Regions from separate parts of the Homo sapiens genome. Here region 2 is linked to region 1. Evidence: chromatin contacts called from ENCODE Hi-C or POLR2A ChIA-PET data. All regions are on one chromosome and are shown on one strand. Each heading gives the region's core, a stretch centred on a gene start or an enhancer-like site at or near the end of the contact. The rest is flanking DNA. Distances are from core to core; before and after follow the strand shown.

The links. Hi-C counts contacts between places; a loop is a spot of excess contacts on that map. ChIA-PET counts read pairs that join two places held with the same protein, here RNA polymerase II (POLR2A). Pooled maps may share reads with other maps.
Region 2: a pooled map shows a loop between it and region 1 (2.4-fold over the local background). The contact joins two enhancer-like sites. A Hi-C loop is called at or near these places in 1 of 50 pooled maps. POLR2A ChIA-PET finds 5 or more read pairs at or near these places in 2 of 52 experiments (OCI-LY7 and activated CD4-positive, alpha-beta T cell).

The regions. Positions count from the first base shown.
Region 1 is chr2:127,745,431-127,751,002 of GRCh38, reverse strand. All of the region lies in intron 7 of WDR33 (WD repeat domain 33), which reads left to right. Among named protein-coding and RNA genes, the nearest start is that of SFT2D3, 47 kb to the right of the region's middle. Within about 2 kb of position 1,267, at least 3 of the 41 ENCODE cell types and tissues checked have a DNase peak (open chromatin) inside an H3K27ac peak, as active enhancers do.
Region 2 is chr2:127,632,671-127,638,519 of GRCh38, reverse strand. MYO7B (myosin VIIB) reads right to left here. Exons shown (of 48, transcript NM_001393586.1): 40 at 5,157-5,262; 41 at 4,231-4,344; 42 at 3,837-3,924; 43 at 3,294-3,400; 44 at 2,613-2,798; 45 at 2,196-2,312; 46 at 1,892-1,975; 47 at 1,607-1,726; 48 at 794-1,204. The coding sequence ends at 1,103. It overlaps LIMS2 (LIM zinc finger domain containing 2), which reads left to right. Exons shown (of 10, transcript NM_001161403.3): 10 at 1-94. Among named protein-coding and RNA genes, the nearest start is that of MYO7B-AS1, 4.8 kb to the right of the region's middle. RefSeq lists enhancers at 1-773, 774-1,720, 1,721-2,667, 4,964-5,193 and silencers at 5,464-5,513, 5,614-5,703. Within about 2 kb of position 3,644, at least 5 of the 41 ENCODE cell types and tissues checked have a DNase peak (open chromatin) inside an H3K27ac peak, as active enhancers do.

The DNA of each region.
Region 1 (5,572 bases), core at 18-2,517:
AGGGTCTTCTGGGTGGAAATGTTTATTAAAACAAAAATTTATCAAGAGTATTCACTAGACATTTTGTGTAGTTTTTTAAATTCTAGCAGGTGAATCATTAAATCAATTACTGTAAAATACCTTCAGTTTTTGAATTAGCTGTTTTATTTATTTTTACATTTTAACCTCTGAAAGAAATAAAATTAGCTGTTTTAAAGATAGTTTTTTCCATATGTGTGTATATATATGTGTATATATATGTATGTATACATATATATGTATGCATACATATATATGTATGCATACATACATATATATATATATATATATATATATATATATATATTTTTTTTTTTTTTTTTTTTTTTTTTTTAAGATGGAGTTTCACTCTTGTTGCCCAGGCTGGAGTGCAATGATTACAATCTCGACTCACTGCAACTTCCGCCTCTCGGGTTCAAACAATTCTCAAGTGCCTCAGCCTCTCGGGTAGCTGGGATTATAGGCACGTGCCACCATGCCTGGCTAATTTTTGTATTTTAAGTAGCGATGGGGTTTCACCATGTTGCCCAGGCTGGTCTCGAGCTCCTAACCTCAAGTGATTCATCTGCCTCAGTCTCCCAAAGTGCTGGGATTACTGGTGTGAGCTACTGTGCCTGGCCTTCCCTTATATTTTTGACTCAAAAAAAGTCTGTTCTCAGCTGGGTGCGGTGGCTCATGCCAGTAATCCCAGCACTTTGGGAGGCCAAGGCAGGCAGATCACTTGAGCCCAGGAGTTTGAGACCAGCCTTGGCAACATGGCAAAACCCCATTTGTACAAAACAAATACAAAAAGTTAACTGGGTGTGGTGGCGTGTGCCTGTGGTCCCTGATACCAGGGAGGCTGAGGTAGGAGGATCTCTTGAACCTGGGAAATCTGAGGCTGCAGTGAGCCAAGATTTCGCCACTGCACTCAAGCCTGGGTGGCAGAATGAGACCCTGTCCCTCCCTCCCCACAAATGCCTGTTCTCCTACAATGAGAAATAAGCTGATAACATTTTTGACTTAAGAAGAAGCAGATATTAGAAATTACAGCCTGTGAGAGAATGGTGTGAACCCGAGAGGTGGAGCTTGCAGTGAGCTGAGATTGGGCCACTGTACTCCAGCCTGGGTGGCAGAGTGAGACTCCGTCTCAAAAAAAAAAAAAAGCCTGTGAAATGAAAGGTATTTGAAAGACTCAGTATGATGGAGAGTTTCAGTTCTTGCTGACGAGAAACACTGAGGACTGTGATAATTGTAAAGGTTAAGGTTTGGCACAGTTGCTGAGGGCTTGTCTTGAAAGAGGAAGTAGTCAACACTATGGCATTTCTTTTTTTTTTTTTTTTTGAGGTGGAGTCCTACTCTGTTGCCCAGGCTGGAGTGTAGTGGCACAATCTCAGCTCACTGCAATCTCCGCCTCCCTGGCTCAAGTGATTCTCCTGCCTCAGCCTCCCGAATAGCTGGGAATACAGGTGTCTGCCACCATGCCCAGCTAATTTTTGTATTTTTAGTAGAGACGGGGTTTCACCATGTTGGCCAGGCTGGTCTCAAACCCCTGACCTCGGGTGATCCACCTGCCTCAGCCTCCCAAAGTGCTGGGATTACAGACACGAGCCACCACACCTGCCCTTATGGTGTTTCTTCATCATCATTTTATTTATTTTGTTTTGTTTTATTGAGACCGTTTCACTCAGTCACCCAGGTTGGAGTGCAGTGGCACGATCACAACTCACTGGAGCCTCAACTGCCTGGGCTTATGCGATCCACCTGAGCTTTCTGAGTAGCTGGGACTGCAGTTGCATGCCACTATGCCTGTCTAACTTTATTTTATTTTTAATAGATACAAGATGTCACTATGTTGCTTAAGCTGATCTCAAACTCCTAGGCTAAGAGATTTTCCCATCTTGGCCTCCCAAAGTACTGGATTACAGGCGTGAGCCACCAAGCCCGGCCACATTTTTGGTTTTGTACTTGTAGATATGATTAATACTTATAGAAATTTTAAAAATCTTTCATCAAAAGAGTGCATATGAAAATCTTGCTTTATTTTCTTCTCACAGCTAACATACTATCCAGATAATTCCAGTAGTTAAGGTGAGCACTTTTTTTTTTTTTTTTTTTTTTAAGTTTCAGCTACCTAGGAGGCCCTGTTAGGAGGATCACTTGAGCCCAGGAGATCGAGACAGTAATGAGCCATGCACCACTGCACCCAGGCCTGGGTGACAGAATGAGACCCTGTCTCAGGAAAAAAGATATTACTCACTTTCATGTTTTCCTTATAGCTTCAGCTTTATTGTTGATGAGCATTTTCCTGCATCCCTTGTTTAAAGTACCTCTAAATCTAGACATAACCCAGATACTTGGATGTGCTGCCGCCAATTGAAATGATCCTTGATTAACTCCTGCTTATTCTCTTGATCAATTTGGCTGTAAAAGCTTCTCCTCTGCTTTAACAGTTTTTAATGCTTTTTACTTTACCTGAGCCATTTAAAACATTTTACCATGGTCTTGACATTAAAAGCAAAACTGAAGAAATCTTACACCAGCATCATCCAAAGCTGCCCTCCCTGTGAATTATAGTTTTAGAGTCATTTTCTAAGCCTAGAACATTTAGTCTATTTTCATTTCACTGTTAGTATTTACAAGTGTGAATACCCTTCAGTTAAAGACCACTAGGAGTACACCTGTCATAGAGCAGGTTGGATTTATTGCTCATTGCAGCAAAGAACACAGACCGCAGGGAACCATGGGGTGTCCTAGTAACAGGGTGTTATAATGTATTATAGGATTTGGGCTTTGGATAATTTTGGGGGGAAGGTCTAAGGACATGAGGGCTTGCTCTAGATAGGGTGCTGTCGGAAAACAGAGGCAATTCTATGATTGGGTATCAACAGATCTTATAGAGGGGGTCAAGTAGATTGAGGTTAAAGCTGTAATTGGTGAAGAAATAGCTGTCACTCATTCAGCAAGAAAGAGAATTTTGTATTTTGTGGGTTGTACAGTGACCTAGTTTTTTCTCACTTTGCCATGGTCTTGGAGTGACTACTTTTGATATTGACGTTCAGTGAGATTGTCCAACAGGAGCGTGGAATGTTTAAGCTGTACATGTCAGAACAGTTTGTAGTAACACCAAGGCTTAGCTTGAACATCAGATTAGTTCTCAGAGGTCAGGGGCTGCTGCTTTTTACTTTCTTGAACATATTGAAATCCAGACAGACTTGAGGTCAGGATTTAGTAGCAGCGACATGCTCGGCAGGCACAGGTTGGAACCAGCTGAAATGATGCCAGCAGTATGTTTTTACAAAACGGAGCAATTGGGGAGAATTTGGTGGCATGTTAACCAGCATTAGACAAGCAGGATACATTATAGGCAAAAGCAGCCTCTTCAGATAGTACCACTAGTTTTGCCACTGGCGTATAGAATTTTCCCATAGAAATAGAGAATGTCATCATGTATCATCATTGAAATCTTCATAGTTGCTTTTATGCTAACGTTGAGTGCTCATGGGAACCTCAAAATCTTTAAATAAAGGTTTTAGATTGTAAAAGTTTTTACTTTTTTTTTTTTTTCGGTAGAGCAGCGGTAGCCCTAAAATATTGTTGATTTGGACCAAACTGAGGATAAAATGTTTTCAGAATAAGATTTTTCTCCTAAAGACTATTTCACACAGAAATATTTGTTCATTTTAGGTTTTAAACACTGTATGTTAAACTGTTGTTTGTATTTTATTTATTAGGTACAGTACATAATTTCGTATGGAAAAAACAGCATATTCCAGAGTTACCACAGATTTCAGGATTGGTAGATAAATACCATTTGTGCCTGTGTCTAAATTGTGTAGATGCCAGAATTAATTTTCATATAATTTAGACACATAGATTTGTGGTGTATTCTCTTGGTTAAAGTGCCTTGAAAATAAGGCTTTGTATTTTGAAACTAAATCTGTTTGGGCGAAACTCACTTTGGTGATCTCCACAAAATTCACTGGTTTTGATCATCTTCTATAATCGTATATTTACATTTTTTTAAATAACATCCATTTACCAGAATTGATGCTGAATAGTACCAGTTTACTGTGTCTTTTCATAGGCAATGATGAGTGCAAGTCTATTTGTAATAAGTATTTTTTCTATAAAAAGAAGGGTAACTATTGTGTATTGTTAACTTTAAAATGTAATGATAGAAGAATATAGTGTAATTACTGTTTACAGTGGTTAAGTGACAAAGAAGAAATTATTAATGTTGTTAAACCTCCTCTTTAGCTGCTCCAAAATTCTAGTTACAGTGGTAGTTTCTGCTTGGCACAATCTCCGTATTTCCTCTGGGGAACTTTAAACATCACTCAGCTGAGAGTCAGCAAGTTTGGCTTTGAATCCCCGCTTTGCCACTGGGCAAGTCAAGTCTTTCTCAGCTTGCCTCTCCTCGTCTGTAAAGGAGAGCTAATGATACCTACCTCACAGGGCTGTTGTGAGGACCACAGACATACTCTGCACAGTGCAGGATGAAGCAAATGTTTGTTGCTAAAGTCATAAATATCAAGGAAAGATGCTAAAAGACAAGATAGGAGTAAAGAAAATAACATATTTTACTTAATTTGATTTAAGAGGAGATTGGAATTGAGTAGGAAAGGTATTAAAAGAGAGGTATTAAAGGTATTAAGGAAAGGTATTTATGGGAGGAGATTATTGGATCAAAAATTAGTATTGGAATATGATTATCTTTTCAGTAGTGATTTTTAGGTTTAGAAGTGTGATTGATAAAGTTGTAAGCCACATTTAAATAGATAACATTATATTGAAATAGAACTATGACTTCTTTTTAAAGCTTTATTTATGTAAGTCCTCATATTTTATTTCCACTATCATCTCAGAACCACAGGAGTGCCAGAAGGCAATCCTTCACACCCTGCATTAGAGTTGTTCTCTTCATTGCCTTTGCTTGCTTACCTTTTTTTTTTTTTTTTTTTAATTATTTTATGTTTTAGAGACAGAGTCTCGCTCTGTCTCCCAGGCTGGCATGCAATGGTATGATCATAGTTCACTGCAACCTTGAACTCCAGGGCTCAAGTAATTCTCCTGCCTCAGCCTCCTGAGTAGCTGGGACTACAGGAGCTTGCCACCATGCCCAGCCACAGATTGTTTTTTGAATAGATAATATATTTGAATCTTTCTGGAGAACGACGTGCTGTTTTTTGAGTTCTAGTTAGGTAAATTCATGTTGGATGAGTGTAAGACATACCGAGTTACTCTACAGACTTGGAGCATTCTTTCCACTTGTACTTTTTGGTAGGTTTACAATATCTTGAAAAAATATGAAGCCCATAAAGTGGTATGTCTGTGGTATGAGCTGTTTATTTGGACATTTTTAATAGTCATTTTAAGTTGGATCAAAATCAGATACTTCATTGTTAGAAATATTTATATAACCAGCACTTTGGTTGCTTCACAAGTCCTCATTTAATCTGTTTTTCTTCAGTCTTTGATTTTCTTTGTTGCTGTTTCTGTAAAGGAATCATGAAAGAAAAACCATTGTTTAAATACAGTTAAGGGTGAGAAACCTTCACTCCGCCATATTTCT
Region 2 (5,849 bases), core at 2,395-4,894, 110 kb after region 1:
CCACCTCCAGGGAGGACGCTTCGTCTTCGGCCAGCGCAGACCTGGTGTTTGTTTGTTGGGCTCACGCTTGCACAATGAAGGCTTGTTCACACAACCACAGCAGCCTGCGTGGTTTGTGGCGGGGGTCGGGGGTGGAGGGGATGGCAGCAGCTCTGGACACGCTGCTGCTGGGGCAGTTGAACAGAGGGACAGACATAGACAGGCACGAGTTCAGGGGGCCCTAGCCTCTATCCCAGGCCAGGCTGCCATAAGCAGTTGAAGACTAGCCCTGCCAGGTCCTCACAAGCCTGGGTGGCCAGGTCCACATAAGCTGGCCCAGTGGGCAGAGGAGGAGGTGGGCAGGGACAGGGCATGCCAGCGAGGTGGGGGAATCCAGGCCTCCAAGGTGCTATGTCCAGCTCTGCCCACTGTCTGTCTGGGCATAAGCTGGCCATAGCATGAAGCCAGCAGCCAGAGAGCCGCACCTCCACCCTGGCCTCCTGGGGGTAGCGCAGGCGTATCAATGCCCCGGGTGGGGAGAAGGACAGAAGGTGTGAGGAGGGGCCTGGGAGGAGAACTCTCCCATGAGTGCCCCTCCCCAGTCTGAGAAACAGGAAGGAAGGAAGGGAGGGGGAGGAAGGAAGCAGAAAGGGAGGGATGAAGTCATTTCTGGAGAATGCAGCTGCCCTCCGGGTTCCCTGGGGGAGTCAGTCACACGGCATTTTGGTTTTTCTGCAGCTCTCTGCGGGCCAGAGCCTCCCAGGCCCCCTGTCCACCTTGTGCCACACCCTGCTCCCTCAGACAGACACACTTCTCCTGCTCCAGGAGTTTTTATTGAACATTCTGGTGGGGTGGGGTGGGGTTGGGAGGTGTCCTGTCAGTCAGTCATCCACCAATAGCCTGGGGGTCCGAGACTCCCGACCCCATTCTGGGCCCGTCTTTTGGCCTCCCTGGGCAGCGCCCAGGACAGAGGGGGCCGCCTGCGGGGCTGAGTGGGCTTTGTATGGGGGGCAGCATGGAAGGCTGCCCGCCAAGGACAGGCCCTGGGTTGAGAGGGCCTGGGAAGGTGCCGCCAGGCTAGAGGTCGGGAAGGGCGCCTGAGCAGACACGCCAGCATCCGCTGCTAGGTGCTGGCCAGGGCTGGGGCCTTGGAGCCCCGCTGCTTGTTCATGGCACTCAGGAGCTGCTGCACATATGAGGTCAGCAGGTCATCCATCTTATAGCCCTGGACAGGGGACGGGGGGGTCAGAGGCTGTGGGTGCAGAGGGCAGGTGGGGGTCCTGGACTCAGGGACCACCTTCTCTTCCTCAGCAACCAGCAGTGCAGGGCATGGAGAAAGGGAAGGCGGGCTCCTGCCATTGGGGCCGTCATTTCTGCTTGCCCTGCTGGAGCTGGGTCTCCCTCCCTCCTTGGAATGGGCCAAGGGCGCAGGGGGTCCCGCCTGGCCTTGCCACCTTGGCTGCTGGTCCTGGGGATGCACCCAGGCCCTCTCCAGATCTGCTGGCCCCGCCTGGGCCCTGTGACTGAGCCCTCTTAGTGAGCCACTTGAAAGGGGTGAGGGTGGGGAACCCAGTCTCCAGCAGCTCTGTCCTATGCATCTTGGATGGGAGAAAGAACCTGAGCTCACCAGGGAGGTCTCGCACAGCAGGCGGCTGCCACGGCCCAGGCTCCCCAGCGCCATGTGGAAGTAGGTGCTGCCGCTGCTCCAGCTGGAGATCTTGGTGAAGGGATAGGTGGTGAGCAGGTCCTGGGGGCAGAGAGGGTGGGTGGGCCGGACGCCTCCAGAGCACGGGCTCTGTGTGTGTTAGGGGACAGGAGAGAGGCAGGACACACCGCAGAGATGACTGCAGCCCCACCTGCACAGGTCCCTGGACCTGGTGGCCCCCAGCCCCTCCGGAGGCCCAGCAGCTACCTTGGTCTTGGGGTGGATGAGCAGAACCCCATGTCGGTTGATGGCGATGAGGATGACGTCCGGGTAGGAAGGCTCCGAGGTTTGCTGGGAGGGAGGGACACGGCGGTCATAGTCCAGCCCGGGAGGCCAGGCTGCACCTCCCAGGAGCTCATCTAGGCCACACGCACATACACACATACACCCACGCCCTCCAGCCTCACGGCCAGCCCCACCCAAGATGTGTGCTGGTTGACGCTGGGCCTGCTGGGGCTGGGCTGAGCGGAGCCTGCTTGGGTAGGAGGCCCTGGCGTGGGGCAAGGTTTACCTTCACCTCGAAGAAGGCGGATCCGAAGGTGGGCCACCGGCAGATCCACTTCAGGAAGGCCACCTTGGCCTCCTCCACTGTCTTGTCCTTATGCTTGTCATAGGCTAGAAGGATGCTCTGGGGGACAGGAGGGCCAGTAAGGACTTGGGTGCCCAGAGGCCCTCCAAAGCCCTGGTGGGGGCAGCACCTGCCTACCCCAGGGCTAGTACGGTGGGGAGGGGAGGGGAGGAATGCAGCATGGGACAGTCTCGGTGCTGTGGATGGCATAGGAAGGCGTGGTGTGTGCAGAGCCAGCCCACCCTCCACACCACCCATGTGCACCCATGTGATCTTGGAGCCCAGGCAGGGCATGGCACTGGTGCAGGGGCCCAGGGAGGAGCAGCAGCACAAGAACCCTTCCCCAGCCCGACCAGGGACCTTTTTCCACTCCTCCGAGGACATCAGGCGTGTGAGGTTCTCAGGCACCAGTTCCCTCAGGATCTTGGGGACACTAGCCAGCTGGGACCGGTCGTTGTTGAACTGGGCCTTGTAGATGAGGCCCGCCAGGTGGATGGCATCCTCCCGCGAACACTTGTGGAATCCGCGCAGGTACTTGGGCAGCTCCTGGGTGATGGACACACTGGGCATGCTGGGTCTCCAGCTGCGGCCCACCCGCCCCCAACCTCTTTCCCGCTCAGATGGTGGGGAACTGGGGCTTAGCCCACTCCATCCAGGACGGACTGAGCAGGGTAGAGAGTTTCAGGCCAGGGGAATGACCCTGAGTCAGGGCAGGGCCCCCTGACATCTGCGTGGAGGTGATGGCCTGCTCCACCCATGTGGTTGGCCCTGCAGGCCACGGCCACTGCTCCATGGGTCACAGGACCCTCTGTCCCACCCTCTCCAAGTCATGCTGCAGGTGCCAGTGCAGTCACTGTCCCCAAACATTGCTGCCCTCTGCTCCTGGTTCCAGAGCCCTCAGGGGCTTGGTCTGCCTACCACATGGGCTGGTACCCAGGGCTGAGGCTGGCCCTGCCCTGGCCTGCTGGCTTCTACAGCCTCAGAACAGGTGTGGGAAGATGGGGGTGGCCCCAGTGCCCACCAGGGCAGCCTGCCCGGTACCTGGTGGTAATGGAGTATGGTGTCTGCATTCACATCCTTCCCTGGAGATATGTTGAGCCACAATTTCCGCATGAAGTACACCTGGTAGGGGAGCGTCACGGGGGCCCCTGGGCGAGGGCCAGCAGTGGGCACCAAGCCTGTCCCAGCAGGTACACCAGCCCTGACCCCCTGCCACCCCCCACACTGCGCCTGCCACCTCCCTGCCTCGAAAGCCCCCACGCTTCTTCCTCCCCAGTCCCCACATTTTCCTTCAATATTAGTGTAGAGGCTGCCTTCTCCAGGAACATTCCTGGACTCGCACTCCCAGCCCATGAGGGTCATGCCCCTCAGCCCTGGGGCATCCTTCATCACTCCAAGGTGCAGCCACCTGTTTCTGCCTGAGCTGGCCCTCACCGCCGGGCCCCAGGGCCTGGTTGTTCCCACAACCCAGGGACACACGGGAACGAATGGATGGATGAATGGGCATGGGCCGCACAGAGGCCGCCAGTGCCCCCTCGACCCACCCAGCCACGCCCTCCCCCAGCTCCACAGAGGCCTCCTCACCTTCTTTCTGGGGCTTGTTCTTCTTCACCCAGTCAGACACCTCCCTCAAGGAATCAAAGAAGAAGTCTCCCTCCTTCTGGCTGATGACCTGGGGAAGGGGAAGGTACAGGGAAGTTGGGTGGCTTCCGGGGACTGTCCTCCTGAGAACCTGCTGGGTTCTGGTCCAGTGGCCGCCTACGGCCTGGGTGCTGCGCTGGAGTCGGCTGTGCGTGGGCTATTGGCGTGTGGAGCTGGCTCTGCTCCAGGACCCCACCTACCTCTGTCCCAGCAGCCCTGGCCGTGCAGCCTGGTCCAGCATGGGTGCCCCTGGTAGGCTGAGGCCCCCACAGGCAGCACCTAGGGCCTCGCTCACTGCCCGTCCGCCCACCGTCTGCCCAGCCCCAGCCCGGCCCACCTTGTCTGAAATCTTGATGAAGAGGCTGCAGCCCTCCCAGGAGGCCAGCTGCAGCCTGGTGGCAATGCTGTCACACACATCCCGCACCCGTGTGTTGGCAACCACCTCCAGCATCTGGACAGAGAGGCAGCTGGTGAGGCCCGGGGCCTGGCTAGGGGCCAGTACAGCCCAGGATGAGCCTTCCTAGCCTGGCACTTTTGCTCCTTCATGAAACTTGGGTTGGATGTGGTCTGCCCTGAGCAGGGCAAGCCTCCCTTCCAGAACCCTGGCCAGAGGTTCATGTTGTTTAGTCCCAGCATTCGCTGTCCTGGGGCCCTGCAGGCCTGGCCTTTTGACTCGCCTTGAGAGCCCAGCAGCCAGACTGTGGGAACTTCCTGTTACCGGGACCCGAATATCAAGGCCAAAAAGACCATTGTGCTGTTGGAGAGGGCGCGAGGCGACACTGCCCACTTTGGCCTCTCAGCCCGCTTGTCTTTGCTGCCCCTGATCAAGGCCTCTGTGTCACGGTGGGGTCCTGGTGGTCTCCTACCTGCCCCCTGGCCCCTTTGTTCCCCCAGCAGCCATGGCAGGCTCTGTGCACAAGGCACACACAGTGGGAATACCTGCTCTCCTGCACCCCAGATGGTCAGAAGCCCCTAGGGGCCCCCAAGTCCTGGGACTCACCCTTGCTGCCCACCCCTCTGTCCTCTCCTGTGTCCTGGGCCTGGATCCCCCAACTCATACCTTGGGACTGGCCTGACTTCCAAAGCACCCAAGGGCAGGTGGGGCCTGCATCCCATGGGGAGAGGGCGGGAGACTGGTTAGGATGGGACAGCCCTAGAAAAGGCTCTCTGGGGTTACCAAGGAGCAGGCTGGGCCAGGAAGGAGGATGCCCCATGGCCTCTGGAGGCCTGAGACTTGCCGTGCAGACCAGAGCAGGGCCTCACCTCACTGGTGTCATTGGGGAAGTAGATCTTGTGGCAGATGCGGGAGACGTTCTGCTCTGCGGCCTCCACCTCCACCTGGTGCGGGGGCTGCTTCCGGGGCCCCGTCCTGAGGGGGACAGCGTGTGCTGCAGGTGCCACCCCCACCCTCATCCTCACCCATGCCCCAGCCCCGATGTGGGCCCTAAACCATGTGCCAGAAACAAAAGAAAACCCCAGTGACCATCACTGGGGTGGTTCCAGCCCCTCGCATGTCCTGGGGGCTGCCCCTGGCTCCACGCGGCCTCAGAGGTAGTGATGGTGCAGCTGTGCCTGAAAGCCTGGGGCACACACGGGGAAGGGCCAGGCCAGGGGCTCCCGGGAAGGCGCCGGCAGGAAAGGCTGGCAGTATTCTTATTCTCGCACAACAGGGGCATCGGGCAGGGGCCAGGGACTCTGGCAGGGCCTCTATGGGGCGCCCACCTCTCTCTGTGACCACGGCTGCCACTGAAATTATGGCCACTCCTACAGTCAACCTGCCCTCCTCACGGCCACAGGAGGCCAAGCCAGAGGAGGCAGGAGGGGTGGGGGAGAGCAAAGACGGCCAAGGAAGAGCTTCACGGCTGTGGGCGGATGAGGGAGGCCGCATGGACTTGGAAGGATGGGCCTCTGACCTCAGCCTTGAGGGCCTGGGCTGGGGCATCCAGGTTTCTCTCT